Regions from separate parts of the Homo sapiens genome. Here region 2 is linked to region 1. The links are chromatin loops, found by intact Hi-C in ENCODE. Cell type or tissue: endothelial cell of umbilical vein. All regions are shown on one strand. Links, peaks and the distances in the headings refer to the core of each region. The heading gives the core; the rest is flanking DNA. Region 1 has its middle 450 kb from the start of SQOR. Region 2 has its middle 650 kb from the start of SQOR.

The links. A loop is a pair of places that touch in the nucleus more often than their neighbours do. Peaks named below come from ENCODE experiments on the same cell type or tissue, not always from the same donor. Only the 100,000 strongest peaks of a DNase experiment are listed, where the experiment ranks them.
Region 2: it touches region 1 in a loop (9-fold over the local background); 6 of 110 quality-filtered maps call a loop at or near these places.

The regions. Positions count from the first base shown.
Region 1 is chr15:46,087,648-46,090,579 of GRCh38, forward strand. No RefSeq gene overlaps it. Among named protein-coding and RNA genes, the nearest start is that of SQOR, 450 kb to the left of the region's middle. In endothelial cell of umbilical vein, for the core only: no CTCF peak of the experiment used is centred there; DNase peaks (open chromatin) are centred at 1,474 and 1,924; H3K27ac peaks cover 2,225 bases.
Region 2 is chr15:46,279,224-46,282,155 of GRCh38, forward strand. No RefSeq gene overlaps it. Among named protein-coding and RNA genes, the nearest start is that of SQOR, 650 kb to the left of the region's middle. In endothelial cell of umbilical vein, for the core only: a CTCF peak has its summit at 1,758 (motif pointing right); a DNase peak (open chromatin) is centred at 1,708.

The DNA.
Region 1 (2,932 bases), core at 246-2,745:
GGGTCAGAATTTTGACGATATTTTGCTATTGCCTTCATATATCTAGTGTTGATGTTAAGAGTTCCAAAGACATTCTGATTCTCATTTCTTTTTTTTGTGACTTACTTCTCCCCTCTGGAAAATTTTAGGGTCTTATATAGTCTCTGTTGTTTAGTAACATAAATTTGAGTCTTTTGTAGTTTTAGGCTTTTACATGATTTTAAAGGGTAGCTGATTATGTTCGTTTTTCCTTACTAAGATTAAAGACTGACATCTTCAGAATAGAATATCAGTTTTAATGCACAAAAGAATGAACCTATGTATACAGTCAATACCACACTCATATTCAAACAAACATGTTGGTTCAACCCCATATTTACAAGTTTATCCCACAAGTTTATATGTACAAACTTGTGATGTCTTAAAGCACGAGTGTACAATGTATTCCATATGTAGTATTAAAATGAATGCACTGTTATTTTTCTGTAAAAATGGAAAAAAGGGTCTATCATACTCAATTCCAAACAACCAAAAAGGCAAGTGAAAACATTTTAATGTAATTAATAATGTCTATATAGGATATACAAATGTATATGTATAGGAGACTGCTTTATCATTGAATACTTATTATATTGTAAGCTTTATGAGGAAGGAGTTTGTTTCTAGCTAAATTTTAGAATGTTATATATATGATTTAACACATAAAATATATTTACATATAGATGCATGTAAATATGTGTATATATAAATATATAAATGTGTATATATTTATATTTACACACATGTATATATGTGTATATATGTGTATATAAATTACATATATACATATGTGTTATAAAGCAAATGTATATACTACATAGATACATATAATGTGTAATATATTTATATACATATGTGTGTAAATATAAACAAGTTATATATTTATATATAAACATACAACATATATAAAATATATGTAAATATATAAATTATTATATAACCATAAATATATATATATTTATTACTGCTGGGTTACTACTGCAAGAACATTTCCTGCTAATGGCATCCACCCAACTTTGAGAAGTACTCTCATTCCTTATACTTCTACAAGTACTTTTTTCCAACTTCTCACATTCTTGCGACTTACTCAGAATAGAGCGTAAGCTTACACATTCACTAACATCCTTATCTTTTTCTAATTCTTTTTAGGCATTATTTTCTTATAAATGATTTTTAATTCTATAAAATGAGAGGACACAGATTTATATCAGAAGAGATAAGGCCAAGGGAAATACTATGTTTTCAGAGGCATGATTAGCTCCTTTAATACTTTTGTTATTTGCTCAGAAAGTGACAGAAACATAATCCTGAATGGAATGTCTACTGCAGCTCTCATGAATGACTTGGTGGTGCATATAGTCTTCGGTATCTGGGGAATACAAGTACATAGAGGAAACATGACTAATTTAGTTTCCTGCCTCAGGAAAATCAAAGTTATGGGTAAACACTTGGCTCCTGTAGACAAAAGTTAGTAAAACAATGGCTTCTATTCTACAGATTTATTTGACTTAACAATTTTCTTGCCTGTAGAGTTAAGAATTGAGACAAAACCTTACCTAGTTGCCAAAGAAAATTCCCAGGGCATAATCTGATCTCAACATAAGGCTTTTGTCACAGGAAAAGAGACACAAAAAATGACAAATGCAGGTACAGTCTGGATGGAACACAGCATGCCTTTCTTGAAATGGAAAGGACATCTGCTTGTTGCCTATTTGTATATGCTTCCCATTCACTTTAATGCTTAGAGAATAAAACAGATTGGGGATCTTGGGAAACAGGGTTCAAACTATAAGAATCCCTACTGGCTGTCCTGTAGAGAGTTAATAGCTAATGTGGATAGAGGCAGTGACCAGCCTCCATTTCATCTTCCTATTGTCTGCTAGAGCAGCATGTAATCTATTTCAGGCATCTGCAACTGGAGGGAAAACATGCCAATTATTTTTATTGATCTAAAGCCTTCACAGGTGGGACACCTTGCCAGGGTGGCATATGGAAATTTAGATAAGGAAATGATTGCAGAGACACGAAAAGGGCTTTGCTATTCGGAAGGAATGTGTAGGCCTTAAAAAAAATGAACAGACACTTGGTATTCCAGAGCTTAAGAGCACCAAAGATGAATTATGCAGTCGCAGCAATGGAAATTGATTACTAAGCCTTCGATGAGTCACATGCCTTAGGAATTAAGTACCCCAATCTATTATTGTCAGTATCCTGATGGGTCAACCAGGCTGTGAATGGGAATTTGCATTAAATTGATTTGAGTGTTTTTTCTTGAACTAACATCACTCAATCAAGGGACACATTCAGACAGAGCTAGATAAGTCTGACTGAATTTGATTTGGAAAAGCAGAGTAGCAAGGAATTAGCAGGCAGAATTTAAAAATGCCATAAATCTGGCATTGCAAACTGGGCTGGGAAAAGCAGGTGACCAATCTCTGTGCCACAAACAGTGTATAAAATCAAAGCAAATTTGTTTCTCATCTCCGTAGCATGTTGACATAGTCATGGATTGCAAAAATCATCAGGTAACACAGAGGGCTGCTTCCATAAGATCTGATCCAGAAACAATGAAGTATTTGCCATCTATTCAGGGCCAAGAGTCTATATTTCTAGCATACATTTGCTGTGCAATGATCTTTTGACCCCAGGAAAGTCACTTACTTTACATGTAAAGAAGCTTTATGTGAAGAGGGTAAGTAAACTAGATGACCTCAGATCCACTCAGGTTTAACACTGTGTGATGATGTGGGTCCAAAAATATCAAGTGACAAATTTCACTTAGACATTTGATGTTCTTTGCAGTTTAGATGCCGGGATCCACAAGGAGCTTTAGTTGTAATGTGTACCCTGTCATGACACATAAGTGATGGTTTAGGGAGGGCATAAATCCCCAGGGGCTATGGTGGGTTGGGAA
Region 2 (2,932 bases), core at 322-2,821, 190 kb after region 1:
GGTAAGAGCCAACCCATCTTTTTTAGTCTCAGGCAAATGGAGAGGCAAATGGGTTATTTAGGGAAGGAAATGTGAGCCCTGGTGTTAAATGGAATATGGATTTTTTTCTCTGTAGAGAGTGTGATAAATTATCTGTAGAAGGGAATGTCTTGTGATCTATATGTTTATGTGTGACACTCTATTGATGAAGTGAAACAGCGGGATGCTGGAATACACGGTAGGAACATCTCACAGGCTATGGAAATGGGAAGAAAAATAGCATACAAATGTCTGTGAGAGAAATATGAAAAAACACTTTTGAAAATACTTATTTGTGTAGATATGTGTTACGGACCAAAACGTTCTGATCTATTAACCATGCACCAGAGAATTAATCCTGTCACTATGAACCTATCTAAGCCGTGTGGTCATAAAGTCCAGTAAGATGCCAGACACTGTCAGTCAGGGCTTAGAAGTAAGCTGGAATATAGCACCCATACCTGTGGACAAAACAACAACAATCGACACCTCAAAGTCTCTCTAAAGCTTCCGACCTTGAAATCAAAGAATTTCTGAAAAAAGATGTTAAAATGGCCAAAGAGATGGGAGAACCTAGTGCAACCAAAGGGATAATTGTTCATTTTGTAAATATTTACTCTTTAGCGGCTGAGTTTTTAGACACTAGACTAGATGCTGTAAGAAGAGGCAGAAAGGAATACAACTTTACCTTAACCCGAAAGAGGTTTACGCTTAAACAGAGAAAAGCCTTATATATACCTAAAGAACCCATGGGATTAAATGAAGGAGCTGGAAACAGAAATGCTGTTTGTGTTGAGCTAACTCCAAGTTTCTTAGAGTAGAGCAGTCAGTGATAATGACCTGTCACATAGGTTTTGCCAATCTAAGCTGCATCTGCCCTGGGCTAGAGGTGGCAAGGTATGGTTGAGCGAAAACTTGAACAGTGTGAAGAGTCAAAGGCTGAGAAGGGATGTGATAAAAATTTATAAAAAGTGGAGTGAGTGAGCACAAACATTTTTCTCAAATGGAGAAATGGGGAAGTGCTAGAAATAGGAAGGTTTCCTTTGAGCAATACATTAACACCCCCTCAAATAAAATAAAAGAAGGAAAGGAGGGAATGAGGGAAGGGGAGGGAGGGAGGGAGGAGAAAAATTTTGCTTTCCATTTTTCCAGTCTTATGGAACTAGTTACTCCAAGTTGGTATGAGTTGGTTATGTTGTAAGTCTGAAAATTATAAAAGTGTCTGCATAAATTCATGGATGGTGGATGGCAGGTCCACATGCATTATTGAGACAATATAAGGTACAGAGGGGTAGGATACTCTAGTGCAAAAAGCACTGGTTTGAGAGTCAGAAAATTTAGGATTGAATCTGCCTTCATCAGCAACTGTTTTGTCTGACTTTGAGCAAGTTACTTTACCTTAGTTTTCTCATCTGCAGAAAAGGAGATGACCTGTCTATTTTACAGGATGATTAAAGGGGGCAATGGACGTAAAAGACTTAATAAACTTCTCATTAGCAAACACACATGCCTTGAGACTGAATATAGAAAGTTCGACATTATCTTCCCACCAAACTAGTCCTGTTACCTTGCCTTTTAAAGCCCACTCTTAAATTTATAAACAGTGCTTTTGGTGAAGAGTAGAGGGCATGCAAAATGGACATCAAGGTATTTCTCATACCTAACCATAGTGTAGTACTGCCCCCTGGCCCTCGTTTTGACTCCAAGCATCAGTGAAAATTAATGTCCTATGCAGTGACTTAGGTACAAGACCAGCAGAGGGAAGAGTACTCAGCCCCAGTCCTTTATATGCAGGAAGCAGGCAGGCTTTGTGTCTATAAGGAGACTTGGATAGATTGCAAGTCCATGCAAAGATTTCTCTTCTGGTTTTCGTTATTTTAAAAGGCAACTTACCTATGTAGAACAATTTGACAAGGTCATATATTATATCAAGATAAAATAATATTTTATAGTTCAGTTATCCTGAACTACAGACAAGAACTAAAATGATCTCTAATGGACAAAAATAGCTGTGTCCTTACTGTAGAGCTGTGATGGAGAGCTGCTGGCTTGACAGCTCCAGGTGGTTTCAGATGCATGACAGCTAATGACTTCTCAGCTCCACCCCTTTCAGGTGACGGAGCAGTAAAAGGCAGTGACTGAGATGCTTCTGACTAGGGTCATCCAGGAATAGCAGCTGCATTTATGCCATTAATTATTTAAAAGAGAATGGTAAAAGACTCTGCCCCTCATAGCTACTCTTATTTGTTCTTTGACAAATGGAAAAGAGAGGAATTTATTTTTTCCCCTAAGGATCTGTGCATTCCCTTGGTGTGCAGCTGTATATGAAGGTGGTATTAAATAGGTCCGAGTACAATACCCTTGAGAACCATTGGCTTTTCCCCAAATAGGTTATTCTATAACCAAATGTTCCATTTGATCATTGAATTAAAATGTTTATCTGGTTGCCTAAAGAGATTTTATAGAAATTCATTGATTTGTCTTGCTTCAGATGATAGACACTTAGAGTTTGGTTAGCTGGCTACCACCAAAGTCCAGTGTCTGGTGAAAGATCAGTAGTTTAAGCTATGGTCAAGCAAGTACCTTCAGTCTGCTTAGCTGTAAGTGAACTCCAAATTGAGCTAGCTAGATTTCTGGACAGTATTTACAGTATTTTTGTTTCAGAAATTTGACAACAATTAAGGGATTAAAGAGATGTGATAAATTTGTTCTTCCATGGGACTTCAAGCCAATTCCTGCTATCAATTAGGCAAAAGAGCCAACTGCTCAGGGCTTACTCTAATGGGGGAAGCTACTGTTTTCTCTTTCTCCTTTTCTTTTCTTTCTTTTCTTTCTTTCTTCTTTTTTTTCTTTTTCTTTTTTTTTTTTGCCTAGGAGGGGTAGTTAGTTCAGTGAGTAGGTATGTTTTGTGGGA